Regions from separate parts of the Homo sapiens genome. Here region 2 is linked to region 1. A link is a loop called in an ENCODE intact Hi-C map of the cell type or tissue named here. Cell type or tissue: thyroid gland. All regions are shown on one strand. Each heading gives the region's core, and the rest is flanking DNA. Links, peaks and the distances in the headings are about the cores only.

What was found. A loop is a pair of places that touch in the nucleus more often than their neighbours do. Peaks named below come from ENCODE experiments on the same cell type or tissue, not always from the same donor. Only the 100,000 strongest peaks of a DNase experiment are listed, where the experiment ranks them.
Region 2: it touches region 1 in a loop (2.1-fold over the local background); 3 of 110 quality-filtered maps call a loop at or near these places.

Annotation. Positions count from the first base shown.
Region 1 is chr15:70,278,795-70,295,063 of GRCh38, forward strand. No RefSeq gene overlaps it. Among named protein-coding and RNA genes, the nearest start is that of TLE3, 190 kb to the left of the region's middle. RefSeq lists an enhancer at 13,662-14,161. In thyroid gland, for the core only: no CTCF peak of the experiment used is centred there; DNase peaks (open chromatin) are centred at 6,247 and 7,557; H3K27ac peaks cover 2,198 bases.
Region 2 is chr15:70,103,056-70,119,324 of GRCh38, forward strand. No RefSeq gene overlaps it. Among named protein-coding and RNA genes, the nearest start is that of TLE3, 13 kb to the left of the region's middle. RefSeq lists enhancers at 7,257-7,768, 8,281-8,792, 8,793-9,302, 10,255-10,549. In thyroid gland, for the core only: no CTCF peak of the experiment used is centred there; DNase peaks (open chromatin) are centred at 8,506 and 10,461; H3K27ac peaks cover 1,506 bases.

The DNA of each region.
Region 1 (16,269 bases), core at 2,760-10,759:
GAGAATGACCAAGCCAGAGGAGTCTCTCACCACCTCATTTTCCTGCCTGAGGCCCGGGGATGAGAAGGGACTCGCCCATGGTCACATGGGTGTAAGGGCGAGAGACAGCTGAGCACATGATGCAGGTGAAGGTTCCCAGCCTTTCCCAGGTGCCTGGGCAGCGGGAAGGACTGAACGCTGCATGAGGGTTTAGGGGCAGGGAGGGGGAGGAGTCAGGGGGTGAACTTGCAGCAGAGAAGGGGGAGGATGGAACCCGTCACAGCCCCAACACCATAGCTGAGCATCCAGTGCCCTCCAGAAATGGGAGTCCACTTAGTGCTCAGCGCCTGTGTTAGCCCATTTCGCATTGCTGTAAAGGAACACTGGAGAGTGGGTAATTTATGAAGAAAAGAGGTTTGATTGGCTCATGGTTCTGCAGGCTGGACAAGAAGCACGGCACCAGCATCTGCTCAACTTCTGGGGAGGCCTCAGGGAGCTTTTACTCAGGGCACAAGGTGGAGGGCGGACAGGGGTGTCACATGGTAAAAGAGGGAGCAAGAGGGATGCCAAGCTCCTTTAAACAACCAGCTCTCACGTGAACTCATAGAGTGAGATCTCGCTCATTACCATGAGGATGCACCAAGCCATTCATTTGGGATCCACACCTATAACCCAAACACCTCCTACTGGGCCCCACCTCCAACACTGGAGGCCACATTTCAACATGAGATTTGGAGGGGACACACATCCAAACCATATCACGCTCATTGTACAAATGTGGGAAGTGAGGCCCAGGAGCAGTGGGACATGTCCAGGGCCACATCCACACTCAGACATGCACAGATGCACATGCAACATATGCACATACACACAGGCACACAGCCACATACACATGCACACACATACAGATACACACAGTCACACTCACATACACACAGGCACACAGACACATATACATGCACACACATACAGATACACAGTCACACTCACATACACACAGGCACACAGCCACATACACATGCACACACATACAGATACACACAGTCACACTCACATACACACAGGCACACAGCCACATATACATGCACACACATACAGATACACACACAGTCACACTCACATACACACAGGCACACAGACACATATACATGCACACACATACAGATACACAGTCACACTCACATACACACAGGCACACAGACACATATACATGCACACACATACAGATACACACGCAGTCACACTCACATACACACAGGCACACAGCCACATATACATGCACACACATACAGATACACACGCAGTCACACTCACATACACACAGGCACACAGCCACATATACATGCACACACATACAGATACACACGCAGTCACACTCACATACACACAGGCACACAGCCACATATACATGCACACACATACAGATACACACGCAGTCACACTCACATACACACAGGCACACAGACACATATACATGCACACGCTCACACAGATACACAGTTACACTCACATACACACAGACACACTCATACACACACAAATGGACACACAAATGCACACATATACACACATCATACACACATTTACACACAAGCACGCAGACACATACAACATGCACCTATTCACATATAGATACATACAGACATACATATACACAGCCACAGGCACAAATGCACACATATACACACAGACATGCATACATGTGAACACACACAAATACACACATACACCATACACACACTCACACAGCTTAGACACCTATGATCTCCAGAGTTCTTTCCACACACAGCTTTGTGTCTCAGCCTGAGTGTAGGTTATTGATTCTTTGGTATTGAAAAATTTATTTCTGCATTTTTAAACCACAGTTCTGGCTGAGGATACCCTAAACCTTAACATCAAATGAATCATCGTGATGTGAGGTTTCGGAGGGTGATCGTCTTTTCTATTTCTCTTAATCAAGAAATCATTTGTAATTGCCTTTAATAGAGATAAATGAAAACCCACCTTTACCTTATTATAAAATTGGTATTTTCAATCTTTAAATATAAAGTTTCTCAGCCCAGGAGTCTATAGATTCTGTAAAAACAGGAAGCTCCTCTTCCAGGAATTTGAAATTGCTTCAACCTCCTCATCGACTGAGATGGCCAGGCTCCTCTGTGTGCCTGGCTAAGGTTCTAGAGCCCAAGCAGGCCCGCCTCCTGCCCACTAGGGGATCTGCTGACATGCACCCCCAACAGGGCAACAGGGACTAAAGATAGCCCCTTCGCCCACAGGGATACTCTCACATATACTGACAGACATTCATCTGCGTGAACACACATTTATCCACACCAGCTTACACAGAGAAACGTACACACACACACACCCATGCAGATACATGTGTGCCAAGACACACACACGTATGCTTCCATCACACACTGTGGGCCTCCTATACACACACTCCAAGGCTCCTTATTGCCTACAAATATAGAAAGGTGTGTGTGTGTGAGAGAGGGAGAGAGAATAAGAGAGACTTTATTTTATAGGAAGATGGGGAACAATAATTTGGGGCTCTATATTTTAAACTCTAAGTCCTAAGATTTAAAACAATCTATTCTTAATTCTCACCTTCTTCCCCTCCCACCCTGACCGCCACGCTTCATTTTCTAGAAAATCAACAGGTGAGATGCTGAGGATCTGGGGTGACATCAGCAGGTGATACAGGGCAGAATCAGGGCCTTCCTCCATCACCTACTGTTCAGAGAGGAGCAGCCAAGGGTCTTCAAGCCAAAGGGGCTGCCTGAACAAACAGACATGTAGAACTCAAAGCAGGTGGAAGGTTAAAAGGTGTTGCTGCTTTCTGCAAAGCCCACTGTTAACATCTCCTCCAAGGCCAAGAGCAATTCTGTAGCAGGAAGGTGCAGAGGCCTCCCAAGACAGTCTCCTGGAAAGTAACCACTCACGTGGCATCTCATGGGAGGAAAAGTTAACAGAAAAGGAATCTCACAGGAGGTGAAGGGCACAGGCTTTGCTTCTTCAGACCCCAGGGACAGGGTGCCCCTTTTGCTATGAGTCGAGCAGCAGAAACATCTTTGCTGCAGCCCTGACAAGCTGCTCTGTTTATGAGTCACTAGGGAGTCACTCTGGCTCTCCTTCACATCTAGAAGAAACCGTATTCATCTCTGATGACCTTCTACTGAACACGGCAGCAGCAGAACCCCAGAGAATGTCAGAATGTCTGACCCAACTTCAGCCTCTCTCCTGGCACAGCTGGCAGCCAATAGTGTCAGGGACTGGCCCTGGACCAGAGGCCTAAGCATTGGCTTCTAAGCCACTTGCAACCTCAGCTGCCACTTAACTTTCCTGGGTCTCAGCCTCACTTCTGTTACCATGGGGAGGCTTATTACACAGGCACACATGAGTCTCTAGGGTTCCAGAGCAAACCTATCACCCATGACAATGAAGCTTGTAGAAGTTGTTCTTATCTGAGGCTCACTGATCACAACAAAAGCAGAAGATCACTTCCTCAAAGATGTGACAAATGGACTCGCAACTTGATATATGCCCGGAACATTAGAGTTTACAAAGCTCTTTAAGAAAAGTATTTTTCTTTATGCTCCCAACACCCCTGTGAAGATTACATAAGACATTTTTATTCCACCTCTGAAGATGAGAAAATCGAGGCCCCAGAGAGAAAAAGTGTGTTTTTCTGAAGGTCACACATACAATAGATGTACAGAGGCGAGACTCCAACCCAGCACAGGCTCAGAACATTCCAAAGGGCTTCAGAATTCAGGGTATGTCCTCACAAATCCTTTTGGGGTGGTGCAAGAAGCATGACCCTCAGCCAGAATGCAATTACCTGCCTTTATCCAAGGGGGCCTGCAATGTCCACTCAGCACACTGAGAAGGCAGTGACCATGGCCATCATTGCTCTATTCCTGGCACCTGGCATATGGTGCCTGCCACAGAACAAATGATCAGATTATATTTGTAGAATAAATGGGAGAATGGACCCTGGCTGATTGGATGGATGGATGGATGGATGGATAGATAGATGGATAGATGGATAAATGGATGAATGGATGAATGGGTGGATAGATGGATAAATGGATGGATATATGGATGCATGGATGGATTGATAAATGGATGAATGGGTAAATGGATGGGTGGATGGATGGATGAATAAATGGATGGATGGATGGATGGATGGATGAATCAATGGATGGATGAATGGATGAATGGGTGGATGGATGGATAAATGGATGGATATATGGATGGATGGATGGATGCATGGATGGATTGATAAATGGATGAATGGGTAAATGGATGGATGGATGGATGGATGGATGGATGGATGGATGGATGAATCAATGGATGGATGAATAGATGAATGGGTGGATGGATGGATAAATGGATGGATATATGGATGGATGGATGGATGCATGGATGGATTGATAAATGGATGAATGGGTAAATGGATGGATGGATGGATGGATGGATGGATGGATGGATGGATGGATAGATGGATGAATAAATGGATGGATGAATGGATGAATGGGTGGATGGATGGAGGCATGCCTGCATAAATTGACAAAGAATGGTTACAGACTTTGGAGCTGTACAATCTTAAACTTTAATCTTGCCTCCGTGTTCCTAAATTTGTGCCTCTGAACAAACCACTTAACCCCTGTGAGTCTCAGTTCTCTCATCTGTAAATGGGTAGCGGTATCTACCTCATACATGTGATAAAGATGATGTTAGCAACCCATGCAAAGCCCAGAGCACAGTACCTAGATGAAGCTATGCTTCCATCATTGGACTTATTTCTATCTGCTCCTGCAGGACCTGGGTTTGTCCACCATGGCACCATCTGCTTCCACTCCTGCCCATTTCTGCCCACTCCTGGTCTCTCCAGCCTGTTGGGATCCCTGGCCATGCCTGGCAGATGGTCAGTCATTACTGTGGCCCTGCCTGACCTAGGTAGCTCATGGGGGCCAAGCCCTGGCTGTGTTTCCCTGCTCTGCACCCAGCACAGTCACCTCCGTTGTCAGATACCCAGGGCCAGAACAAGTACAGCTACTGGATTCAACCTTCTAGAATTCAGACAATGGGGATATATGTGCTCTAGGATATATGTGTCTAGCCACCTTCCCTGTGGCTGACATCAGGTATTAGGAGAGAAAGAGAGGAAGATCCTTCCCTGTCTCCTCTTTTTCTCACTTCCAACTCTCCAGGAAAGGTGCCAGGAAATGAAAAGGACCCATCTTATCAGTCAGGATGCTTTCTCCTGCATGAAACGGGGAACCCCTACCCAACTGGCTTGAGTAATAAGAAAGCTTGGCCGGGCACGGTGGCTCACGCCTGTAGTCCCAGCACTTTGGGAGGCCAAGGCAGGTGGACCACTTGAGGTCAGGAGTTCGAGCCTAGCCTGACCAACATGGTGAAACCCCATCTCTACTAAAAATACAAAAAAATAAAATTAGCCAGGCATGGTGGTGGGCGCCTGTATTCCCAGCTACTTGGGAGGCTTAGGCAGGAGAATCACTTGAACCTGTGAGGCGGAGGTTGCAGTGGGCTCAGATTGCACCACTGCACTCCAGCCTGGATGACAAAGTTAGACTCTCTCTCAAAAAATAATAATAATAAAATAAAAATAAAGTAATAAGAAAACTGTGAGAGAACAAAAGGCCCAGAGGTAGGACTGAGCCAGCGAGATCCACACTTGGGTCACGAGATGGCTGCTGAAACATCATCCAGGCTCCACGCATCACATGTAGATGTGAAACAGACAAGCACAGGGGTAGGCCACTCATCCGTGAGAAAAACCTTCCCCAGAGGAAACTTCCTCTTTCATTCACAAACTCAAGGTCTCGTAACCCCATGCCAGGATGGCTGGACTCCAGGAGTCTCCCTGCTTTGAAGTGTCTGCGGCCCCAGCTTGACCTGGGCTGCAGGCCTTAGGTAAGGACCTTGGAGCCCTACTCTCCTCCATAAAGGTAATGCAGTCACTTCAATATTCGCTCAATATGTCCTTTGATGGGGACGGACCTGCTGGGCTGGCCTGGAATATTAGCTGGGTTAATTGTCCCTTCAAATGAACAACCAGTTTAATCAAGGACTTAATGCCCTCAGCTATTCAATTATGCCTGCCTCTGGACATGCAGATTCCATTACCACCCAAGCACCTTGCATGGAGGGAGAATGAGATTGTCTGGTGCGTGTGTGTGTGCATGTGTGTGTGTGTGTTGTCATTGCCCACAGGCATTTGTTAAGAGCAAACTGTGGGCCTAGAGCCCAAGCTGGCAGGCAGCACCTGACCTTGGCTGTTGGCTGCATGACCTCATCAGGTAGCTCTGCTTGGTTCTGCTCAAGAGGGTTTTGCCACCACATCTCACTTGCAAATAGTGTGTGTGTGTGTGTGTGTGTGTGTATGCAGCCATTCCAGGACTGACATGTAGCTCTATTCATGAACATGCACATTACACATTACTGAGTTTAAAAAGAAGGTTGCAGACTGCATGCTTACAGCATGATCTGTGGATGGGAAACTATGCTTATCCAGATCTATATGAATATTGATGGACAAGGACTTATCTGAAAGAGTAGTCCTCCCCATTTTCCCACTGTTTACATCTGGGTGGTGAGATGTTAGGTTATTTTGTTTTATTTTTATTTTCTTTATATTCTGGCTATTCTACAAGAACATATACAGTCAAATGAAGACACTACAGCAATTTTTGCTTGGGGACATTTTCTCATGCCTTTCCAAAGCCCCTTCCTGTAAGTAAAGATCACACCTATCTCTCCTCCTGAGAGGTCTCAAGTGTTGCATTGGGACTCAGGAAATAGCTGTGGCCCTTATTCTGTCATCACCTGTTTTGGACACTCTGGGACTTAACTGGCTCCTTCAGAAAATGATTCTGTTATTTATTTCAACAACTTGAAAGGACTTTCATTGGCTTGTGATTATAGGCAAATACATGATCACTGGTAAAAATTTGAAAAATGCAGAAAAGCATATAGAAGTAAACACCACCCACAATCACATCAACCAAAGAGATCCACTGATACCATTTTGTTGTATTTCCTTCTAGTCTTTTTTCTGGGCAAAATGGGGGATTAGGACCTGGAGGCAGGCTTAAGTGTGGGTGCTGACTCTTCAGAGGCAGCCAGTGTTCTGGACCCAGTGCTGCCACTTACCAGCTGGGTGGCCTTGGCTGGGGACCCCACCCGCTCAGCCCGGTTCCTTATTTGTAATGTGGGAATGATCATCACAATGCCTTTCTCATACGGTATTAATGGAAATGAGGACTAGAAAGCTTCAGCACTATTCCTGGCACAAAGCAGAACATTATTGTTAGACTATAAACACTATTTTAGAACCCTTTCTCTCTTTCTGTACACCAGCCTCATATCACTTCTCCCATTGCAAGCAGTTGCCATGCGGATGACAGAAGATGAGGCAGTCGGTGACTCCTGGCTCTGGCTTCACACCAGAATTATCTGGGAGGCTTAGAAAACACTGGTGCTTGGGCCCCACCCCAGCCTAATTAAATAAGAATTGTGGGGGTGGGGCCCTGGCATTGGTTTTTCTGGAAAGCTCCCCAGAGGATCCTAATGTGAGCCCTGGCTGAGCACCACTGGTGCATGTCAAAGTGCTTTAGAAAGGCCAGAGAGCTACATAAACAAAGGAGTTATTATTATTCATTAAGGATACTTCTCTGGGGGTGGAAATGAGTTCATTGACTCCTCCTCACTCTCACCTGATCCTTCTAGTGGGACACGTTGGCAGAATCACAATCTCCTGCTCAGAGTGGGGCTTTAGGGCTCATAAGGCATTCTTACCACTTCTGGAGCTGAGGGCTGCATGGTTTTCTGAAGTGTCGACGCTGTCCCAGGCACTGTGCTAAGCTGAGCACTTCACATGCAGAACAAGGGAAAAGGCACTTCTTCACATTGCACCAGCCTCTACAGAGGGCACTTGGTAACATTCATCAAAAATGTAATATGTACACACCAATGCTACTCCCAGATATAACTAATGGAAATGAGCTTTAATTAGTGCTCCCCCAAAGAATGTATATGGCAGCATTATTTACAATAGCCTAAAACTGGGAGCAACCCAAATGTCCATCAAGGGTTGAATGAATAAATAAGTTGTAATATAGTCATACAATGAAACACCAGCCAGCAATGGGCGGGGGGGGGGGAAGCTACTGCTAAACACGACATGGGACATGGGGTGAATTTCACTAATGACATCTTTTTTTTTTGTTTTGGATACAGGGTGTCACTCTGTCTGTCACCCAGGCTGGTGGAGGGCAATGGCGCAATCTCAGCTCACTGCAACCTCCACCTCCCGGGTTCAGGAGATTCTCTTGCCTCAGCCTCCCGAGTAGCTGGGATTATAGCTGTCCACCACTATACCCCACTAATTTTTGTATTTTTTGGTACAGATGGGGTTTCACCATGTTGCCCAGGCTGGGCTCGAACTCCTGACCTCAAGTGATCTGCCTGCCTCGGCCTCCCAAAGTGCTGAGATTACAGACATGAGCCACCGTGCCCAGCCCACAGATGTCATCTTGAACAAGAGAAACCAGATACAAAGAGTACATCAATTCTTTATGATTCCATTTATACAAAATTCAGAAACAGGCAAAACCAATCCTGGTGGTAGAGGTCAGACTAATAAATTGCCTTGGTACAAATAAATTGTCCTGGATATCCACCAAGACAAGCCATGAGATGGGGCTGGAAACATTCTATGGTAACCTACACCTTCATGTGGGTGGTGATTGCACAGGTATATACACAGCCTGTGTATCACATGTATCAAATTTATTTGGCTGTACACTCTTCTTTTTGCAAGTTAAATTTCAAATCAAATTTTTTAAAATGCAAATAAAATTGCATATATCCTTGACCCTCATGGCTCCATGTCTAGAATTTCTTTTTCTGTGGGTGTATTTGCACAATGAGGATACTACATAGGTACAAGATTATTTATTGTAACACTTATTGTAAGAGCAAAAAATTAGCAAGAAACAAAAATGTCCATCAATAGGGGCAGGTTAGATAAAGTACGGCTCTTTACCATGCAGCATGACACCGCCATGCAAAAATAGAAACAATCACCAGCATATGTTCTTAAAGTGAAATAAAAAGCAATGTGCAGAGATGCATAAAGAATGGGCTATCCTTGGGGTTAAAAAATATAAAGAGAGAGAGAGAGAAAGAGCTTAGTATATGTAAGAGTAAAATGAAAAAGCTCTGGAAGGACTTATAAGAAACTAGAGATTAGTTGACCATGAAGAGGGGACCTGGGTGGCAGGATAGGGTTGAAGGAAACTTTTCACTGTATATTTTTTATGCATTTTGAATCTTGAACCTATTAAAATTTCTTTTAAAAAAAATCTAAAACAGCCAGCCCCACATTCACCTTCTTCAAGGCCTATTGCTGTGATACAATTCCAACGTTCACCTTGGCTAATACAATCCCAAACCTAGCCCCATTGCCCCCGCCCTGCCATCCCTTCAATACTCTACTTCCTGATGCCTTGAACATGTGACATGACTCTCATACCTTCCCTAGGCCTTTATATCTGCCGTTCTCACCTTGGGATATGCCCCATTTCTGCCAGGTGTCACCTCCTCCAGAAAGTCTTCCCAGACTTCCCCAGACACCTCCGGGCTCCTGGAGCCCGTATTTTTCATATATCATTTCTCATGTGTCATTTGTCATACAGTTCACAATAATTGGTTTCCAGGCCTATGTGCCTTACTGTAATGTCAGCACCCAGCATAGTGCCTGAAAGTAGGGATTATGGAATGAATGAATGAATGAATGGGTGGTTTTTACCAGGATGGGAGCTGAGGAACAGCTTTTGTCTTTTACACATCCTGTTGAGTTTCCAAATTCTGTATAAGCATGAGCTGTGCCTCAGTTTTCTCATCTGTAAAATGGGAATAATAACAGCTCCTACCTCACAGAATTATGTAGTGAGGATTAAATGAGTTACTACAGGTAAAGCATGTAGCAGTTATTATTATTTCCAAATCACGATATTGTGATAAAGGAAGAAAATATATTCCAGTGAGTCTGAATCCAGACCCCCAGGCAGTGTCTCCATGACTAACTTTTCTTTCCTGTGACTTTTCAACAGACTAGGGCAGGCATTGTAGTTGAGGGCTGGCAAGGTTGTCAAAGGCCCCTGATCCTCCAGACTTCAGAACCCCTTTTCAGGCCTCTCTCTCCCGTCAGTGACTACACTGGGTAGGGTGGAGGAGCGGGGAGGATCATTTAAATGAGAAGCCCAAGTCAGAACACAGCACAGTCTCAATGGGTGAGTTGGACAGTTATACGTCAACCTCCAAATCTGACCATGGAGAGAGAATTGGGGGCACAGACCTTTCTTTGAGTGTCTTCAAGCCACCCCCCCCCCCCCATAGATCCCTGCCTGGAATGAGTCAGGGGAATGTCTTCGCCTTGCTAAGGTCCAGTGTCCTCATCTGCCAAGTGAGGATAGTGACTGTAAGCAGGAAAGGAAATGACAATTCAATGAAACCATGAGGAAAAGAGCTTTGGAACCGGTAATGCATTGGCAGAGGTTAGCAAACGGTCAGCCTGAGGGCCAGAACATTGATTTGCATTTGAATTACATCGGACACATCAGGACTCTCCAGTTGCCCCAGTCCCCACCACTCCCTGTTACTTACTCCAGCCTGCTCCACACTTTCACTCCTGAAGGCATGTGAGTTTGCCACCCTTGCTACACAATATTAGTTACCAAGGTGCCTGCTCTTCTGTCAACTGCCTGCCTTGAAGAGGCAGCCAGCAGGGGAGAGAGGAGGTGTGACTCTTTGAATGCCTGGGGCCACTCTGCTCCACCTGTCTTGGCACTCCACTGAGGTCCAGGCCAAAGCCCCATCAGTCTCAGCCCCAGTAGTTTTCCATGAGCTGAGAAGTCGCCAAACCTGCATGCTGCCAAGAAGACATGCCTTCCTTTAGCCTCTAGGTACGGAGAATAAATCTGCAGTCTCCTAAACTGCCAAATTCCTGGTCTGCTGGAGTCTGGGAGGCTAAATGGTGCTTACTAGTCTGGCTCCCAGATGCCCCAAATTCCACCATTATCAACACATTCCTCCATGTTAAGCATTGCGCTGTAAAGTTCAACGATCTAGTGGGAGGGGCAGGAGAGTGAGTCCAAACTAGGCTGGAGCAGATCTTTAAGGATAAGCTTCGGAATGGGGGGAGGCAGATTCTGTAAGCTGAAGACAGAACTGGTGGAGGAAGGGGAGAGGGAGAGAGAGACGGTGAGGTGTTTGAAGAGGAAGTTCCCAACCTTTTCAAGGGCAAGGGTGAGACAGGAAGGGAAGTAGAGGAGGAGAAGAGCCAAGAAGCAGGGTGGGCACCCAGGCCAGTATGGACAACCAGTCCCATGTTGGGAGCCGGCAGAGTCCACTGTGTTGTTTGCTAAGTGAGCAAATGACCTCCTGCAGGAACAGACGTGGCTGAAACCACCCCAAATTGCTCTCCCCAACCCCTTCTCCTGCTCTCTTCCATCCAACCCCCATACAAACAAAGGAATATCAAATGTCCCCTTGCTAGGAGGATTCTACTCCCACTGGGATAGAAAAAGGATATGTCGGACCCCCGGATCAGAGCATATCATCTGCTCTCTCATCGAAGGCAGGGATAGGCTTATAGGCCCCAGGAGATCACCCCAGGTCTGAGGACCTGTAGGTCTCATCGGCAACCTCCAGCCCAGGAGGAGCCACCTTTCTTAGGGTCTGTTCTGACAGCAGACCCTGACACATGCCCTTTTGTCCTCAGGGAGAAAGAGTCTTTGGGAGTAGAAGGGGAGTGAGGTGGAGAAATTCAGCTGCCTCCAGATTCCTTGACTTCGCTGTGTGGATCCAGGCAAGACACAACATCCATCCTCAGTTCCCTCATCTGCAAAATGTGCACAGCTATAGTATTTGCTTCATAGGGCTGCTGAGGATTCAAGGAAGGGGCTCTAGGGTAGGGATTTGAGTTGAACCTGATAGGATGGACCAGATTTTGATGGGTGTTTCAGGCAGGGAGCCAAGGCTGAGGGCAGGGGCTGAGGAATACAAGGCATGTCTGGGGCATAGCCTGTGGTCAGAGAAGAGAATTCTGGAAAGGCAGGCTATGGCTTTATTACCGAGTATCTTCACTGCCCAGCTAAGGACCCTGGACTTGATCCCATAAGCAGCGGAATGCTGTTGAGGGATCCTTGCATCTAATAGAGGCTACCAACGCCCGAGGGCGTGATTTGTTCCAGGCCCCAGGGGACGCTTGGTTGCAGTTTTATCTGTCAAATCAGTCAGAGGGAGTCCCCTCCATTAGGGTCAACAGTGACCCCCAACCCCTTCCCTTCTGCCTCTTCTATTTCTAGGACCTGACAGTGACACAAGATAGACCTGGTCTCAGACATTGGTTCTGTCACATCAGTAGGTGACTGGGCAAGACCCTTAACCATAGGAACCTCAGTTTCCTCATCAGAAATATGGGGGAATAACATTGTCCTCACAGGGTTGTGAGAATGACATGAACTGGCTCATGTGGGGTCCAGGCCCAGCCACCCCCTGGCAGATGCTGGTGGTACCAGACATGTCCTTTTCCTGCCGAGCGGGCAGGGCTGCTGGCAGCAGGCAGCTTTCACACTAATTGCCCACAGCCTTCTCCTCTGTGGCTCTGCGAGCAACAAGACAGCGAATGACCCGTGACTGGAAATCTCGAGGCCAGGCTTAGGCCTATTAGAAAAATATGGAACAATTATGAATGGCAGGAAAATTGTTTTTCTTTGTTTGCTTTGGCAGAGAGAAGAAAACCCTCCTGGAGCCTGGATTTAAGGTGGGGAGAAGACAGGGAGGAGACTGCAGTGTGTGCCAAGTGTCCTGGGAAAAGAACTCATGTTTTTTGTGGCCCTGCTAAGGCATGGTGCAAGACACCTTCATCGATGCAGCAGGGGCTCCCCAAGCACCTTCTGCACACCTAGCGCTGATCTGGGGGCAGGGACACAGCCAGACTGTCTGCCCCAAATCTGGGTTAGTCCAAAGTTGGAGCAGACAGACAAGGTCCCTGCCCCCAGGGAGGAGGAAAGGTAAGATGAATGAAAGCAAACAATAAGGAAGAATCTCAGCGATGACTGCTATGAGAAAGTGGAGCCAGGTGAGCTGTGAGGGAGGGGCATGCACTAGGGGCTGGCGGGGGGTACCTGAGAGAGGAGATCTAGCCTGCCATTCCAAATGGGAAGAGCATTTTGGGTGGCAGGAACTCTGCCAGAATGCTCACCTGCACCCTGGCCTCTTGGCCTCACCCGAAGCCTAGGCTCTGAATTTTGTTTTCCCCATTGTACAGGCAAGGAGACTGAGGCTTAGAGAGAGAAAGTGCTTTGCGCAAGGCCCAGGGCAGTGGGAGGATTGGAGCCAGCACTCTAAGGACTGCAGTCCTTTCTGCGTTCTAATCTTTGTGCCTTGGATCCAGACCAAATGATCGGGTAATTGACACGTCACTTCTTCCCAGGCCCAGTGAAGGGGGAAAGTTGGTGTGACGTTTTCCAGATCCTCCGCAGGAATGGCCCACAAGACCCAGAGCCTGGCAAACTGCATGGGCAGTGCCCAAAATTGCCACCCCAGGAGCAGAGGCCACTGATGTGCAGCAGTTCAAATGTTGCCCTAGAAGGTGCTTCTCCAGGACTTCCCCTGCGAGCCTGTGTGGCAGGAAGCAAGACAGGATAAGGGCAGGTGTCTGTCTGCCTGAGCAGCATAAACCGGGGAACCTTCCGCCGTGCACAGACCTGTCTACTGGAGGGCTCCTGGCTCAAAGACGGACTGGCCAGGATCCCAGGGGATCCCCCAGCACCTAGTCTCTGTGGTCTGAGAGGTACAGGAATATTTGGGAGTGGTGAGTTCCCCCTCCCTGGAGGTGACCAAGCCCAAGCTGAAGGGGAACCCTGCATAGTTAATGGCCACCCTCAGCCCTCCAGCCCCTTTTATGGGGTTAGTCCAGAGTTGGAAGCATGTGAGCCCACAGGGCATGGAAATGTGCAGAGGGCTCTGCAGACCTGTGGATTCACACTGACGATTAGGTGATGGGACCCTGGGGAAGTGCTGGGATCCACGGCCAGAGATCTCCTGACCAGTTTCTGATAACTTATTTATCCAAGGACAGCATGTCCTGTTACAACATAATTCCACAAAAAAAAAAAAAACCTTTTAACATTCCTTATGCTAATGAAGAAAACCTAATGTATAGATAATAATTTATTTATTCAGAAACATTGTATCACTATTTTAAGTTGAATTACCACAAGAACAGTTTAACACCTAAGTGGCATCCGTGGACCAGCAGCATGGACATCACCTGGGAGCTTGCAGAAAGATTCTCAAGTCCTACTCTGGACCTTGAATCAGAATTTGTGCCTTAGCAAGATCTTCAGGTAATTTATATGTACACGGAAAAGAATCAAAAGGAGGTATAATCATGACTCTCATACAGATATAGAATGAGCCTGGATCAAAAGTTTTATTTCACTCATTCATTAATGAGGAAACCACTAAGATGTTACAATCAATTCAAAGGAGAATGCAAAAGTAGACACATAATATAGGTCATCAGGAATCTGAAGTGAATTTACAAACAGATGCAAAACTGGCAAAAAAAAAAAATCTATAGGGCAATAATCAGTTGCATTGCATTGGACATAATTTATATTTATATGGACAAGAATCATTTGCATTACCATCAGTTTTTTACAATTTGCAGAATTGTAAAATAGCTCAGATAATGAAAGACTGAGAAAAAACAAAACCCCCAGAAGGGTACGCTGGGACATCCAGTAGTCTATCTCTTTCCCTTTCTTTTTTCCCACCATTTTAGTCTTTTACAGTTTTTCTTGACACGCATTACAGCTTGTTAAGCACCTCTTAGATCACTTCTGGTCTCTGGCATGCCTGAACACAGAGAGTTTCTCCAGACCAGGACTAGAGCAAACTTTTGAGTAAATCCCAGTGCCTGTCATGCTCTGCTTGGGAATGAGCCTGGGGGTGGGTGTGGGGCAGGGGCAGGCCAGGCCTACTGACCTGGTAAATTCTCATTTGTCTGAATCCATTACTACTATTACTATTGCACGCTGGGCCCAGGTGGAACTTTCATTCAAGATGCTATCAGAACATCTGAAAGGACAGAGACTCAGGTCTTCACTGAGCTTATGCAGTGTGTCTGGCTGTTTGGGACTGCTTGCAGTAATTGCCAGGACATGAAACTTGATTTTGTCTGTGCTTTGATATCACAGTGCCTGGTGTTGTGCCTGTAGGGGAAGATCCAAGCTCTCAATGGCCCCTTAATTATTGGTTATCAGTATTTATCAAAAGGAACTACTAGTTGTGAATAAGCAGAGTGGCTTAGGGGGCTGGAGAATGAGCGACTGGTTAGGACCCTCATGTCTGGTCTGGGTCGTTGCTTTTCTGGGGCAGTCCACCATGCAGGTTTAGAAGTAGACCCGGTATCAGACAGGTCTGGGGTTGAATCCCGGCTCTGCTCGTCTCTGGCTGTGTAACCGGACTGCTTGTTTAACCCCTGCTGGGTGCCAAGCATGGGGCCAGGAGTTGTGAGCAACCCAGTGGACACAATGGACATGAGGCTCGTAGTGTAGCAGGGAAAAGACATGAAACAAAACATCACACATGTTGTTTTGTAAGTTACCATCGTAGTAAGTGCCACAGAGGAAACATCTACTGTGCAAAGGAGCGTGCAATGGGAAGACCTTTCCTTGTCTAAAGAGTCAAAAGACATCCCAGGGAAAGCTTAGACTTAAGAGTGAGTTGCAGATGAGGTTGTTCAGCAGGCAGAGGAAACAGTAGTTGCAAAGGCCCTGGGGCGGGAAGGGTTGGTCTGCTCAAGTGATGCAAAGAAGGCTCCTGGGAGTGGTGGCTCTCAATTGTTTGTGGGCTTAAGAATATTGGTTAAAATGTACTTTCTTGAATCCTACCTCCAGAAATTCTGATTCCACAGGTCTAGGGTGCAGCCCAGGGATCTGCATTTTTAATAAGCATTCCAAGAAATTTAGAGAAAAATATTTCTTAGAGCCACATGTTGAGAAATATTAGGTTAAAGCCTAATGAGAATGGCACAAAATAAGGTGAGTCATTTAACTTCTCTAAGCAGCTCTTAGCTAAAGTATAACATAGGAGACAGGAGTTACAGGGTGGCAGGAAGATTGAAGGAGAGAAGCCACACACAGCATCTAGCATAGGGCCTAGCAGGCAGCGGGTGCTCAGCAA
Region 2 (16,269 bases), core at 5,221-13,220, 170 kb before region 1:
GTGGGAACACCCAGCTCCTCTCCTCTGGACTCTCAGGAAGGCCCTCCCGAGGTCACTGGGCCTTCCTCTCCCTCTCTGGGAATCCCATTCTTTATCATGGTCCTCAGATGACCTTGGGCATCCCTGAAGCCCAAGGACCCTTGGAGTGTGCAGGAGAGGGGAAGGAAGGAATGGGGAGGGGCAATTCAAAGCTAAAGCTGGGGTGAGGTGGGAGTGGATAGAGGCAGAGGGAAATCTGTCTGCCACCACAGTGCAATATTCATAGCATTTCTGAGAAGACAAGCCACAAAAAGTAAGCCTATAAAGTATGAAGTGGGGGAGAACAGTTGTGAGAAGGGTGGTTCTGGAAGGGCTTCCTGGAAGGCTGGAGCTTGAGCTCAGCTCAAAAGGATGGACAGAAGTTGTGGTGGGCAGAGGGGACAGGATGAACAAATACTTCTATCGAAACCCTTCCCTTCCCCCTCACCCCGCACCTGGGTGGTTTCTGCTTCCTTGGTCTTTTCTTAGTTTTGCCACCTGACAAGCTGTTTTTATTCCCTGGGGAACGGAGCTAAGAGCTTGCTTCTCTAAGACCCTGCCCCTATCCCGACTCCCATTTCAGGCTCCAGTGAGGATGCCTCTGAAGGTTACTACAGCCAGGAGAGAGGGATCCACTCATCCGGACTGTGTGGCAGCACCAACCTGGGCTTCAGGAGTCTGGAAGATCTGCAAGATCTTGGGCAAGACCCCGAAACTCCTGGGGTCTCCATTTTTACCTCTGTAAAATGAGAATAATGGCACCTAATTTCTTACCTGGCAAGAATCTGCAGAAAGCTTACCTCCAAAATCTAAGGAAAGCCCTTGCCTTCGAAAACATACACAAGGCCAGACTGTCCCCAGTTCCAGGTTGTATTCCAGGCTGTATCTAGGCCCTCAGAGTTAAATAGAGCCTGTGCAGGGAAATGGTATTGGGTAGAAGGGTGGGGGTGGGGAGGGACTGGGACAATTAGGGAAGCTGCCTATAGAGGGTGGCCCTTGCTGTGGCTCAGAGGGGAGGAAGGAAGAGAGCTCCAGATAGGAGCAAAGGTACCCAGCCAGGGCACTACAGAGAACACTCACTGGGGAATGGTTTGGTTTGCTCCATGGCCCAACTAGCAGAGGAAGCCACTGCCTCTCTCCAGAAAGCTTTGGAAGCCAGACTACCAGGCGATGATTTACAATGAGGCCCTCATGCCCACCTGAGACTTTGTGGGGGGGCAGGTGTGCAGGGTAGGCATGGAATGTGTTTGTTCACCTGTCTTTAGCAGAAGCATAAGCCTGGAAACATTCTCCCCTACACCCGCTCCAAAGTTGAGCTGAATTGCATCCCACTGTTCCCAAGGTGCACTTTGCTGACCTCTATTGACTAATGGCACAGGGTTTCCATGCCTCATGCCCGAACCGGGTAAATATTTATCGAAGTGATTGGGCATTCTAATTAAGAGATTTGTGCTGTTTCTTTCGTTCCTTTTTAAGGATTCAAAGCTGAGGCTTAGGAGATTAAGAAATATTTTGCTGGTATTAATGCATTCAACTTCACAAGGGTGGAGGCCCACGCTGTAAGAATTATCCACGCCAGTGGAGGGGAGTTCTGGGGTCAGTATGGATCATTTAGGTAGAATTCGTGCCCGGCATACCTGGTCTTTGATGGAGGTTCTGAGTTGGGATGGGGAATGGGGAGGGAACGAGAGATGAGAGGGTATTTGCCTGACAGATTTGATTTTCACTCTCAGATCTGTTATCAGCTTTGTATCTTTTTAATAAATGAATTTATAAACGTGAGTTTGTCACATACATCCAGCAATAGTGAGAGCCTGATTTTGTATCAAGCGTGTTCTCTTACACCAGTGGCTCTTAACTCAGGGTGATTTTGCTTCCAAGGGGAATTTGGGCAATATCTGGAGATATTTTTGGTTTTCACAACTCAGGGTAGCAGTGCCTTTGGGTACAGAACAGAGATGCCTCTAAACATCCTGCAATGCACAGAACACCCTCCTCAACTAAGAATTATCCAGCCCCAAATGCCAATAGTCCTGAAGTTGAGAGATCCTGACATATACTATCTCATGTAATCTTAATAAATAGTGTCATTGTCAGCTGGAAACCATCATTCTCAGCAAACTATCACAAGGACAAAAAACCAAACATCACGTGTTCTCACTCATAGGTGGGAATTGAACAATGAGAACACATGGACACAGGAAGGGGAACATCACACCCTGGGGCCTGTTGTGGGGTGGGGGGAGGGGGGAGGGATAGCATTAGGAGAAATACCTAATGTTAAATGACGAGTTAATAGGTGCAGCACACCAACATGGCACATGTATACATATGTAACAAACCTGCATGTTATGCACATGGACCCTAAAACTTAAAGTATAATAATAATAAAAAAAAGATAGTGCCATTCTCTATGTCCCTATTTTGCAGATGAGTAAACTGAGATACAGGAAGGAAAGTGTCACATGTTCAGGAAGGGAAGAAGCTGATTGGTGAGCCCAGGCCCCTCTGTCTCCAAAGCCTATCCTCTGTCCTCTACTCTCAGTGCCCTCTCTACTAGAAAGTAATTCAAATACCCCCAGCTCTAGGTTCCTGCCTTGTGCAGTATTTGAGCCATTTTAAAGATTGCTCTACAAGTTAGCAATTATCTAGTCATTCAGATAAAGTCTCTTTATGAAGAGCTAATGCTAGAGAAGTCCTGGGATCCTCTGGCAGCTCCTCCAAGTGGGGACTACAGCCCAGGGCCATTAGGTGCCTGCGTAACATTGGAAAATAGTCACAAAAGTTGCTGTTGGCACATCCCTGAAAGATGTCAGGGTGGAAGGCTAAATGCAGTTAGGTTGTATGGAGTTTGGCAGGGAGGAGTGGACTGGTGATGGGGTATTTTTTGCCTTTTTGGGGAGTGCCCTTCCTGAAGTTGAGGTTCTGCAAGAGGGAGATGGGGCAACCAGAGAGGGGTGGGTTGGAACAAGGTTGGGGGGCAAACACAAGAGACTGATGGGGACTCTGAAGGTCCAGGCTGCAGGTGGACCTGGGAGTTCTGGAAGTAGAGAGAAATGGGGGCAAGAAAAGGGGCAAAGGGGCTTCACTTGTAAGAAAGGCACATAGATGACTATAGATTTTGATGTTGGAGTGGAACTGAAAAAAAAAAAGACTCAATTTTGAGGGCCTGGAGGTCCAACTTATTATTTGACCACTAACCTACCACAAAAAATCTATAGTATGAAGCAAGGTACAAACAAAACCAACGCCATCTTACTTTTGTCTTGTGTTTTCTGCTTAAAGCATTGTCGTGTCTGTGGGTTTCTAGTTAAGACGCAACATGTAGAGCAGGGAAAATTATCTCCATGGCAGATGAAGAAGCTGAGGGCCAAGGAAGGTTAGGTAGTTTGTCCACCACCACACAAGTTGACGATGGCGAATTCTGACCAGACTTAGGCCTTCTGGCATTGGCATTGATTCTTTCTGTAAACCAGTCAAGCTTTCAAATTGTGCCCTAAGGAGGTCCTGGGATCCTCAGAAGTTGATGGGAGTGCTGAGAAGATGAGGAAGTAAAGAGAGTGGTCACAGGGATCGCTTCCTCCACCTCAATCAGAACAGCCTTAATTTTTATCTGTTTTATAGTTTAGGTGTCCTGGTGATGCCTCATTCCGAGGATCTTGTGTTTCCTCGTGCTTTGGGAGTCTTTTAGCTCTAATTTCACATCTCATTTGCTCCTGTGAAATGGCCTACTAGAAAAGGGAGACTCTTAGAGGCCCCATTCATACCCCCAGAGCTCGTTGGTAGGGAAAGTAGACTCAAATTCAGGCCTTGCTGTGTGGAAGGGCTGAACAGCTCAGAAGGGAAAGGCTACAGATTATTCTGGGGGCAGCCTCCCACCCTTTTACAGAGAAGGAAAGGAAGACCCAGAGAGATGGAATAACCTAGCCAAGTCATACCGCTCATGCGTGGTGGGCCTGGGATTCCGTGTAAGCCCTGTTGAGCTGCAGAGGTTGTGCCCATCACCATTGCATTACCCTACCCAATACTATCCTGCCTCACTAACCCGCCTTTCCTTCATGCCAGGTAGGTCCCAGTGAAATAATGCTCTGCTCTCTACTAAGTAGGGGCCTGGCACTTCCTAATACATCACCTAATTTATTACCTTGGCCTCCTGGCACTTGTCTTCCATTTGAACCTCCTCACTGGATATGTTCTACACTGCAGAGACTGACAGCTGAAAATTATGCTTCTAGACTCACTCACTGGAAGGGTTCTGAAGTAAACATGACTCTCCCATTAGATCCACCCAAGCAAGATGGGAGAGCAGCAGTAAGACAGAGACCATCTCTGGCTACCTGTTCTTTCTGGCTGGTGATGTGTTTGCGGAGATGGTGAGTTTTTCTGCACCTATGTTCCAGTATCCAGCCACTACCTTCAAAAACGTCAAGCGTTAAGTTGTGTGGGTGGAGGGTGCAACTCTCTCAGCTCTGAATTTTGATGACAGACCTTCCTGAAGTCAGAAGTTCTCGAGGCCACCATCTATTTCCCTATCTTTCTGACTATACTGGAAGAGGCAGCCCTCTGACCCTATAAAACCCCTAGAAGAAAACATAGGGGAAATCTTTGCGACATTGGAGTTGGCAATGATGTGTTGGCAGTAATGCCAAAATCACAGGCAACAAAAGCAAAAATAGACAAATGGGACTAGAACTTAAAAACTTCTTTGCATGAAAGGAATAGATTAAAAGAGGGGAAAAGGGGGCCGGGTGTGGTGGTTCACACCTGTATTCCCAGCACTTTGGGAGGCTGAGGTGGTAGGATTGCTTGAGCCCAGGAGTTCAAGACCAGCCTGGGCAACATGGAGAAACCCCATCTCTACAAAAATACACATACATACACACAGGCACACACACAAAGTAGCCGGGCATGGTCGTGCACACCTGTAGTTCCAGCTACTCAGGAGGCTAAGGTGAGAGAATCATCTGATCCCAGGAGGTTGAGGCTGCAGTGAGCCATGATCTCGCTGTTGAACTTCACCCTAGGCAACTGGAGTGAGACCCTATCTCAAAAAAAAAAAAAAAAAAAAAAAAAAAAAAAAGAGGGAAAAAGCAACCTACAGAATGGAATGGGAGAAATATTTGCAAATCACATATCTATAAGGAGTTAATATCTAGAATATATAAAGAACTCCTACAACTGAATAATAAAAAACCAAATAACTCAGTCAAAAAATGGGCAAAGGAAAGACATTTTTCCAAAGAAGATATACAAATGGCCAACAAACATATGAAAAGGTGCTCAACATTACTAATTATTAGGGGAATGCAAATCAAAACCACAATGCAATATCACCTCACCCCCATTGGGATGGCTGCTATTTAAAAAAAGAATTGTTGATAAGGGTGTGGAGAGATTCGACCCTTGGTGCATTGTTGGTGGGAATATAAAATGGTACAGCCTATATGGAAAACAGTATGCAGGTTCCTCAAAAAATTACAAATAGAATTACATATGACCCAGCAATCCCACTTCCGAGTATATATACAAAGGAATTGAAAATAGAATCTTAAAGAGATATTTGCATACCCATGTTCATGGTAGCATTGTTCACAATAGCCAAGAGGTGGAAGCATCCTAAATGTCCACTGACAGATAAGTGAATAAAGAAAATGTGATGTGATGTGGATGTGTGTGTGTGTGTGTGTGTATAGACACACAATGACATATTTTTCAGCTCTAAAAAGGAAGAAAATTCTGTCACATGCTACAACATGTATGAACCTTGAGAACATGATACTAAGTGAAATAAGAAAGCCACAAAAAGACAAATACTGTATAATTTCACTTATTTGAGGAATCTAAAGTAATCAAACTCATAGAAACAGAAATTAGAATGATGGTTGTCAGGGGCGGGTGGGAGAGAGGTATGGGGCGTTATTGTTCAATTAGCAGAGAGTTTAGGTTTTGCAAGATGAAAAGTCCAAAAATCTGTTGCACAACAACAGGAATATAGTTACTATTGAGTTCTATACTTAAAAATGATTAAGATGATAAATTTTATATTATGTGTTTTTTACTAGGATTTAAAAAAATAAATAAAAGGAGGCAGCGACTCTGGCAGGTGAGTTCTGTGGAATTCTAGTTCCTGCAGGCCAAGCCCCCAGGCCTCTCCTCTAGCTTAAGATACTAATTGCTTCTATTAAATGTCTGTTTCAATAGCTGGGGTGATTCTTGTTCCCAGCACCTGGCCTCTGACTGATACACTCCTGCTTCTTCCAGCAGACCTCCCTACTGTGCCAATCTCTGCCTGACTGAGGCTTTTTGGGGTCATTTATGTTTCCTTGATGTTTATCTGTTTTATTAGAGTAGTGATATTGAATGTAATGATGACACAAGGCCATTAAGCATATACATGAACAGGTGACTCCACGCAACCTAGGCACAGCCTGCTACTCAGAGCTTAAGTGCTACTTGCAGATATACAAGTTGGAATCCTGACACCCTAGCTTTTTTGCTTTAGGACCTTAGGCAAGACACTTGTTTTTGCTAAGCCTCAGTTTCCTCATCTGTAAAATTGGGATAATGCTAGAGCCTTGCTCACAGGGTTGTTGTGAGAATTAAGCAAGATAACGCAGCTGGCAGCAAGCCTTCAATGACTGTGAGTGATTCTGAATGAATGAGGACACATCAACCGCTTGGTCTCAATGTGTTCAGACTCCTCAGCCTCTTTATCTAAATCCAAGCTTGGACGCTTTTCTACCTAGAGCCAGATTCTCTGCTCCCAGAATTTAAATATGTCTCACATTAATGGGAGACACAGAAAGATGGGAAGCTGGGGAGCCAGAGGCCTCAATGTTAGAAGTCAATGTTCATCAAAGGGTTCCTGGAGTCCTCGAAAAAGGAGAATGCAGAGGTGGGTGGGTTTTCAGTAGACCTGAATGTGTGTGTAGGGGGTGAGAGGTAGGGAGACACTCCTCCAAAGCCAGCAAGGGCCAAACATGCAGGCAGCCCCAGCCCACCTGCCTGCAGCCTCCCTCTCTATGGAGGCCAAACCCAGAGAGAATGGGAGCCAGAACCAGGCTGCCCTCCACAGTTGGCACACAGGGTTCCTCTTTTAGCCAATGATGAGAAGCTCCTCTCCAGCCTAATTAACTGCAGACTTGTAACTTCTAACTCAGACAAGAATGAGGCCAGACACAGACTGAACAAGAACAAAGCCCCCACGACTGTGTCTATAGGGCTGGGCTTCAGAATGGATCTTCAGAAGATCTCTGTAATACTATTGGTTGGGGTCCGCAGAATTGAGGTATAGAGAGGATCCACACGTGGGGTCATCAACCCATGGGGGACATGGACCCCTTCCCAGATGGTACTCTAACATACATGATTTTGGAAAGGGCTCCCAAAAGGGGCTGAGGGAGATCAGAAGAGCAGATAACTTGGCCCTGGATGGCTCATGGGTTGAGAGCCAGGCTAAGTGACCTGGCCTTTATTCAGGGGATACTAAAATGACTGACTTGTAGGTGTCAGCCTTGAGCTAAGCCATTTACACAATTGTCTCATCAAACTGTGTAACAACAGGGTCATGATTGCTGCACGCAGAACCCCCTCAGCACTGAAGCCCCATGCCCCAGCTGCAGAGAGTATTGGGAAAGGAAAACACTGAGCTGAGACCACTTCAGCAGAAGACAGCCAGCTGCCTCCCCAGGAAAGCCAGCCTCAAATGATGCTAGGATGTGAGGGTCCCGGGAGGCCTCGTGCCCCAGCCCTTTTGAGGCAGCTCTGAAGGGCCAACCGAGATCCAGAGCTCCCCGTGGGGTCGCGGGGACATTGTTGTGACTTCATCAAGCCCTATCTACTTTTCCCTATGCCCCATCCTGCCTCCAGGTGAGGCGCTGGCAATGAAACACTCCCCAGTGAGTCCCCTGCATGGGAATATTCTCCACTTTATGGTCGCCAGATTTAGCAAATAAAAATACAGGACACCCAGTTACATTTGAATTTCCTTTAAACAATGAATTTTTTTTTAGTATAACTATGTCCCAAATATTGCATGGGACATACTTATACTAAAAAAAAAAAATCACTCGTTGTTTATCTGAAATTCAAATTGTACTGGGTGTCCTATATTTTCATCGGCAACTCTGCTCCATCTCAGTCTGTGCTTTGGAGAACCTGACCTATAACAAACCCCACCAAATGGGCACTATCATTGCCCTCATTTTAGAAACAGAACACTGAGCCTCAAATTCTGGTCCTATGAGTGACCCTGGTTATTAAGGGAGGAGTGGAACAACAGCAGTGGATTTGGGAGCTGGATCAGCTGGATTGGGGTGGGGTGCAGAAACTCCTCAACTATTTTCACAGCCCCACCATGAACTGGGCCTACAGCTCTGGAGGAAAGGACTCCAGTACGGGTTTTCCAGCCAGCCTTCCCTGGGCAGGGCTGAACTACCCCCTGGAAGAACATTTTAATCAGCCGCCTTGTCTCTGCCTCTCTTGGCCTTTGCTTTCATTGTCAGAGTCTCTGTCAATAGCTGGAAATCCAGGCAGCAGCACAAGCAGACATTTCGCTCCTTCCCAAGCAGAAATCTCACAAAGGGCAGGGCTCCCCTCTTTACAAGGAAAACAAACAGGTCTTCAGGCTCCCAGGGGCTGGGGGTGGGCTGGGGCAGAGGGAGGCTTGGGGGGAGGGGGAGGGGGCAGCCAGCTGGCTCAGCCTGGCTCAGGCTCCCACCCTCACTAGCTTTCCACTTCCATCTGCCTTTCCCCCACGCAGATCCAGACTGCGGGGGGAACCTGGGCGGGCTCCCCTCTCCTCTGGAGAGTGCAGCTGGCTGAAGCCTCAGTATTGCTCAGCCAGCCCTAGCAATTCCACTCCATCCCTCCCTAGGAACCAGGGTGACCTCTAAGCAAATTGGGTTCTGCCATTCCCCTGCTCAGAATCATTCCATCGCTCCCTGCGGACATATACTGTGCACTTTCACACCTCAGACCTTTGCCCATGCTGCTCCCTCTACCTGGAATATCGTTTCTTCTCTATTTGAACCCATCCATTCTTCAAGATCCTTTTTTCTTCTGTGAAACCTTTGCTGTCTGTACCCCCTTAGTCAGAATGAGTCACCTCCCTCTCTAGGCTAGCATGGTATCTTTACTTGTGTCTGACGCCCCCATCCCAGGCTGTCCTGCTCCACGTTTAGCTGGGCACATGTGGTCTCTCCCCCAGGCTGTGAGCATTCATCTGACCTTCGTGCAGCATTTTCCAGTTTGTGAAGTGGTTTCACATCTCTGCTCCCTTACAGCTCTCTTGGATAGACACCATTGTCCCCATTTATTTATTTATTTATTTATTATTATTTTTTATTATTATACTTTAAGTTTTAGGGTACATGTGCACAATGTGCAGGTTAGTTACATATGTATACATGTGACATGCTGGTGCGCTGCACCCACTAACTCGTCATCTAGCATTAGGTATATCTCCCAATGCTCTCCCTCCCCCTCCCTCCCCACCCCACAACAGTCCCCAGAGTGTGATGTTCCCCTTCCTGTGTCCATGTGTTCTCATTGTTCAATTCCCACCTATGAGTGAGAATATGCGGTGTTTGGTTTTTTGTTCTTGCGATAGTTTACTGAGAATGATGATTTCCAATTTCATCCATGTCCCTACAAAGGACATGAACTCATCATTTTTTATGGCTGCATAGTATTCCATGGTGTATATGTGCCATTTTCTTAATCCAGTCTATCATTGTTGGACATTTGGGTTGGTTCCAAGTCTTTGCAACTGTGAATAGTGCCGCAATAAACATACGTGTGCATGTGTCTTTATAGCAGCATGATTTATAGTCCTTTGGGTATATACCCAGTAATGGGATGGCTGGGTCAAATGGTATTTCTAGTTCTAGATCCCTGAGGAATCGCCACACTGACTCCCACAATGGTTGAACTAGTTTACAGTCCCACCAACAGTGTAAAAGTGTTCCTATTTCTCCACATCCTCTCCAGCACCTGTTGTTTCCTGACTTTTTAATGATTGCCATTCTAACTGGTGTGAGATGATATCTCATTGTGGTTTTGATTTGCATTTATCTGATGGCCACCATTGTCCCCATTTTAAGGATGATGCAATAGAGACCCGAATGGTTTCCTGATGTACTCATCATCAGGTAGCTAATAACTGCAGAACAGGACTCGATTGCGTAGATCTTCGAGTCAAAGGCCAGTGCTGTTTCCAGGAGAGGCTGGCATTCTGACCTTACATGCAAACACCACCTAGCTCAATGGCTAGACACACATTATTTCAATCGTGCTGAGAGGAACCCCTTCCCCTGCTCTCCCCACCAACCCTCCTGAGGCCCCAGCTCCTGGCTGGGTATGAGGATGCTGGGGCACGAGTTCGACTTCCGGCCCTGTCTGCTTCCTCTTTAACTGGAATGCTGGGGCCGGGTGACTGGGAGGTCAGCTTCTGGGGAGTGCAATAGGAAGCTACCATCATTGTGCCATTGACAGTAAGGCCAAGAGGAACTGGGATTGGGGCCCATGCACTCCGGAGAAGGGGAGTTGTACCAGGTGCTTTCCGTCTCTGGGTGGCCCCAGCATCAGCAGCCTACCTGGCAAAGAAGCAGGTCTGGAATCTCCCATTTCCCATGGGCCATGCGCAGGGCTGCCCAAGTACAGGGCTTAGGTAAGGGCTTCCCCCCTAGACCTTTAAAGTGGACACCAGTCTCATCAGGGAATCATGACGGCTCTACTGTCCAACCAGATCCCCAGTCCCACCTCTTGTCACCCACTCTGCTGCTACCAGCAGGTCCCAGCCACAGTATTGCCTCTGCTGGCAGACTCTTGCAGCCCCTAACATGCCTCTGTGTTTTCACCCTTCCACCCCTCCGTGTAGTCTGCGCTCAACTGAGGAGTCAGGATGATCATGTCAGTCCTCTGCTCCAAACCCTGCCCTGTCTTCCCATTTCTAGCCAAGAAAAGCCCAAGTCCTTCAGTGGCCTGGTGGGCCACAAACAGATCATGGAGAGGACCTGTCCCCATTGTCCTCTGCCCCTCTGCCTCGCTCACTCCACTCACCCCCTCCTCTGTGCCAGATCCAGCCCCGCCTCTGGCCTTCACACTGGTTGATCCTTCTGCCTGCAAGGTTTTCTTGGCTAACTTTCTCTCCCTCTTCTTTCACATCTTGCTAAGAACCTCACCTTTTGAACATGGCCTACCATACTGGAGTCAGTCCCATTCCACCTCCACCACTGCTCACCCTACTCCCTGCTCTACTTTTTGTTTCTTTGTTAGCACTTTCACCTTTTAACAACCCGTGATTGCTCACTGTCTGTCTCCTGCAGTGGGGAATGCCATCTCCATGAGGCAGCCAGAGACTCTGTCTGTCTTGTTCACTGCTGCAGCCCTAAAACAGAGCCTTTGCCTGTGGTATGCACTCAATAAATATTTGTGGGTGGAACTGAATCTATGAATGTGGATCAGGGGTCCCGAACCCCCGGGCTGTGGACCAGTATCTGGCCATGGGCCTGTTAGGAACAGGGAGACCCAGCAGGAGATGAGCAAGCATTATTGCCTGAGCTCTGCCTTCCGTCAGATCAGCGGCAGCATTAGATTCTCGTAGAAGTGTGAATCCTATTGTGAACTGTGTATTCGAGGGCTCTAGGTTGTGTGCTCCTTATGAGAATCTAATGCCTGATGATTCGAGGTGGAACAGTTTCATTCCAAAACCATCGCCATCCCGTCCGTGGAAAAATTATCTCCCATGAAACTGGTCCCTGGTGCCAAAAGTCTTGGAGATCAGTGATGTAGATAACAGTCCCTAAATCAATGAGCTGTATAATAATTAAATCAATCCATCAAGAACATGAATGTTCTCATGATCAATGTGTTAAAATGAACATGACTGTTATTCTCAGTGAAAGGGCTTAAGGGTACTCCTACCTCTTCCTTCCTGTTGCTGGGGCCTGGGGCCCCATTCTGTGAGTGGGACCTCAGCTAACAGAGACCTGGCCTTCTCCCCTTCTAATCCCCTGCCTTCCCTGGAGAGTGGTAGGTGGGATGGGGAGGCTCATCTGACAGGGATTCCTAGAACAGCCTGTGTTTGTGTCATAGGAGGACATGATGGCCCCATGTGGGCAAGGGACGTGACCGAGGTCTGATGCCCAGCCTAGGTCCCTCTCACCATCCCTCTGGCAACTGCATATTTGGAATCCCAAGGCAAGAGTCAGTATCTAGCAAAGGATGCATTAAAAAAAAACTGTTCGTGAAATGTTTTAATATAGAAAGCCTTACATAGGCATTTTTCATTTTTATTTGGTTATGCTTATATTAAATCATTTTTGTTGCAAAGAATAAAATAATATGAAATTTAAAATGTCCTGGAAAATCCGAGGTATATGATTGTCTGTTTGCATTTTTCGTTTCAGCAGATATTTATTGAGGACCCATGATATGTAAGTCTTGGAGATGGAGAAGGACAAGACACATTCTCTGCTTCCGAGAGTTCTTTGGCTGGGGTCCGGAGAGGATGGGTGGTGTTGTGTAAGAGAGGATGTTGCTGCTGTAGCAGTTGTGCTCTTTGGTATTTATCCAAATGAGTTAAAAACTTATATCCACACAAAAACCTGCACAGGGACATTTACAGCAGCTTTGTAATTGCCCAAACTTGAAAACAACCAAGATGCCCTTCAATGGGTAAATGAATGAACCAACTGTGGTACATCCAGACAATGGAATGTTATTCAGGGATAAAAGAAAGATATGAGCTATTAAGTCATGAAATTACAGGGAGAGACTTTAAATGCATATTACTAAGTGAAAGAAGCCAGTGTGAAAAGGCTGTATGATTCCAGCTAGATGACATTCTGGGAAAGGCAAAACTATGGACACAGGAAAAGGATCAGAGGCTGTCAAGGGTTAAAGGGAAGGGAGGGATGAATAGGTGGACCACTGGAGAGTTTCAGGACAGAGCAACTACTTTGTGTGACACTTTATACATTTGTCAAAATCCAAAGAATGTACAATATCAAGAGTGAACCCTAATGTAAACTGTGGACTTCACCTAATCATGTATCACTATGGGTTCATCAATTATAGTAAATGTACTATGCTAATGCAAGATGTTAGTAACGGGGGAAACTGGGGGTGAAGTGAAAGGGTGTTGGGGAATTCTACTTTCTGCTTGATTTTTCTGTAAACCTAAAACTGATTTTTTTTAAAGTCCTTTAAAAAAAAGAGCGTCATGAAGTGTAATCACGGAGAAATGCATAGGTGTTATGGGAGCAATCTGGGGTAGGGGGTGGGGAGGGCTTGGGAGCATGGGGGTCACTAATGAAGTCAAGACCCTTGTATGTAAAGTTAGACAGACAAAGTTTCAAGTTCCACCTCTGCCACTTATCCACCATGTAGCCTTAGCCAAGTTACTTAACACCTCTTAAACCTCAGCTTACTCCTCTGTAAAATGGGGCTAATGACGCCTGCCACCAAATTATTATGTGATTTAAATAAAATGCAAATAAAGTACTTGGCACTGCCAGTGATGAGAGTCAGTGCTTGGCGAAAGAGAGCTCCTTTTCATGCCATGGTGGGTGAGGAGGCTGGCTCAGGTGGAGAGCAGGAGGAGAAAGCATGCCAGCCCGAGAAGTAATGTGGGCAGAGCCCTGGAGGTTCAAGGAAGAGCAGATGCAGGGGGTTTGGCTCAGCCAAGAAGGGCATGTGGAGGGTGGGGGCTGTGGCTGCAGAGGCAAAAGAGTTAGGTAGGGTGCTGTGGCCTGGCGTGCCATCCCAGGGAGTTGCTGTTTCCTCTTGAGGATTGATGGAAGGCAGGATGACTGGCACCAGGGAGAGCCCTGATTGGCTTGGCAGTTTAGAATGTTTCCTCCAGTAGGCACAGAAAAATGATGGGAGAGAGTATGGGGGAGGGGGGAAGCAGGACAGGAATGACAGCAGCAATCCAGGGACAATTTTTCTGGGTCAAAGTAGTGGGAAAAGTTGGACTGTGGGGTCTAGGAGCTTGGGATGTGGCTTGGGAAAGCAGCTTAGCTGAAGTCACCCGCTGGCTGGCTGTGTGACTGTAAGTAAGTCATTTAACCTCTTAGAGTCTCAATTAGTTCTTCTTTAAGAATGTCCATCTTCTAGGAAGATCCTGAAGTTGAAATAAGATAGTAAGAATCAAAGAAGTTCTGGGGGCGGGAGAGACATGAACTGTATACTGAAGTCTCCAACTATGGGAGGTGGAAGACGAAAATGGCACAGGCTGAAACTGTAGCATTCAGAGCAAGGACCATGGGGCTGACAGTGCTCAGTTTGAATACTGGCCCCGCTGCTCACTAGCATGAAATCTTGGTCTCGCCACTTAATTTATTTGAGCCTCCTTTGTAGCATCTGCAAAATGAGGATAGTAATACCTACCACACAAGGTTCTGTGGTGGGGTCACATGAGACAATTGCCAAGGGCCCAGAACATAGTGAGGGTTTCAAAGATGAGAACAGTCATTACTATCATCATTATTATCATCATCCTTGGAGGAATATAATCAAGAATATTTTTCTTTTATTGCGATCTGTGTTATCAACATGATGTATGTATCGTGAGTGTCTTGATAGTAAAAAATTTAATTTATCAAAAGAATAAGAAGACAAGCCACAGACTGAGAGAAAATATTTGCAAAACACATATCTGATAAAGGACTGTTAATCAAAATATACAAAGAACTCTTAAAACTTAACAATTGGAAAACAAACGACCTGATTTCAAAATGGGCAAAAGATCTGAACAGAGACCTCACCAAAGAAGGTATATAGATGGCAAATAAGCACGTGAAATGATGCTCAACATCATATGTCATTAGAGGATTCCAAACTAAAACAGTGATGAGATACCACCCCACACCTATTAGAAGGGCCAAAATCCAAAACACTGATACCACCAAATCCTGGGGAGGATGCGGAGTATGTGTGCACTCTCATGCACTGATGGTGGGAATGCAAAATGGGACAGCCACTTTGGAAGACAGTTTTAAACAAAACCAAAAGTACTCTTATCATATGACCCAGCAGTCTCACTCCTTGGTATTTACCCAAAGGAGTTGAAAACGTATGTCCACACAAAAAAATCTGCACATGGATGTTTATAGCAGTGTTTTTTTCTTAATTGCCAAAACTTGGAAGCAACCAATATGTCCTTCAGTAGATGAATGAATAAACTGTGTTATATCCAGGGAATGGAACATCATTCAGTGATAAAAAGAAATGAGAAGCCAGGTGCAGTGGCTCACACCTATAATCCTAGCACTCTGGGAGGCCGAGGCAGGAAGATAACTTGAGGCCAGGAGTTCAAGACCAGCCTGGGAAACACAGTGAGACCCTGTCTCTACAAAAAAAGAAAAAAAAAAATTAAAAAAAAAAAAAAAGAAATGAGACATCAAGCCATGAGAAGGTGAGGAAGAATCTTAATGCATTCTGTTAAGTGAAAGAAGCCAATCTGAAAAGGCTACAGACTAGGATTCCAGTGATATGATATTTTGGAAAAGGCAAAACTATAGAGAGGGTAAAAAGATCAGTGGTTGCCAGAAATTAGGGGAGAAAGATGGGTGAATAAGTGGAGCACAGAGGATTTATTTAATTTCAGAGAAAGGTCTCGCTCTGTTGTCCAGGCTGGAGTGCAATGATGCAATCATAGCTTACTGCAGCCTCAAATTCCTGGGCTCAAGTGATCCTCCTGCCTCAGGCTCTGAAATAGCTGGGACAACAGGTGTGCACCACCACACCTAGTTAATTTTTAAAAACTTTTTATACAGATGAGGTCTTGCTATGCTGCCCAGGCTGAGCACAGAGGATTTTTAGGGCAGCGAAACTACTCTGATGCTGAGATGGTGGATGCATGTCATTACACATTTACCAAAACCCACAGCACGTACAACAACAGTGAGCCTTAATGTAAACCATGGACTTTGGGTGACAATGACACATCAATGTAGGCTCATCGATTGTAACAAATGAACTCTCTGGTGAGGGATGTTGTTAATGAGGAGGTTGTATAAATGTGGGGGCAAGGGGTGTATGTGAAATCTCTGTATTGTCCATTCAATTTTGCTGTGAACCTAAAACTGCTCTAAGAAATAAAGCCTATTAAAACAATTTTTTAAAATTAGCTCAGAGTTGACACACAGAAAGAAACATATCCAGGAGACCAAGCACAGATGAAGCTCATGGATTCAGAATCTTGGAGAGGGGAAGGTCTTAGAGATCCTGTTTTCTCAGTCTCCA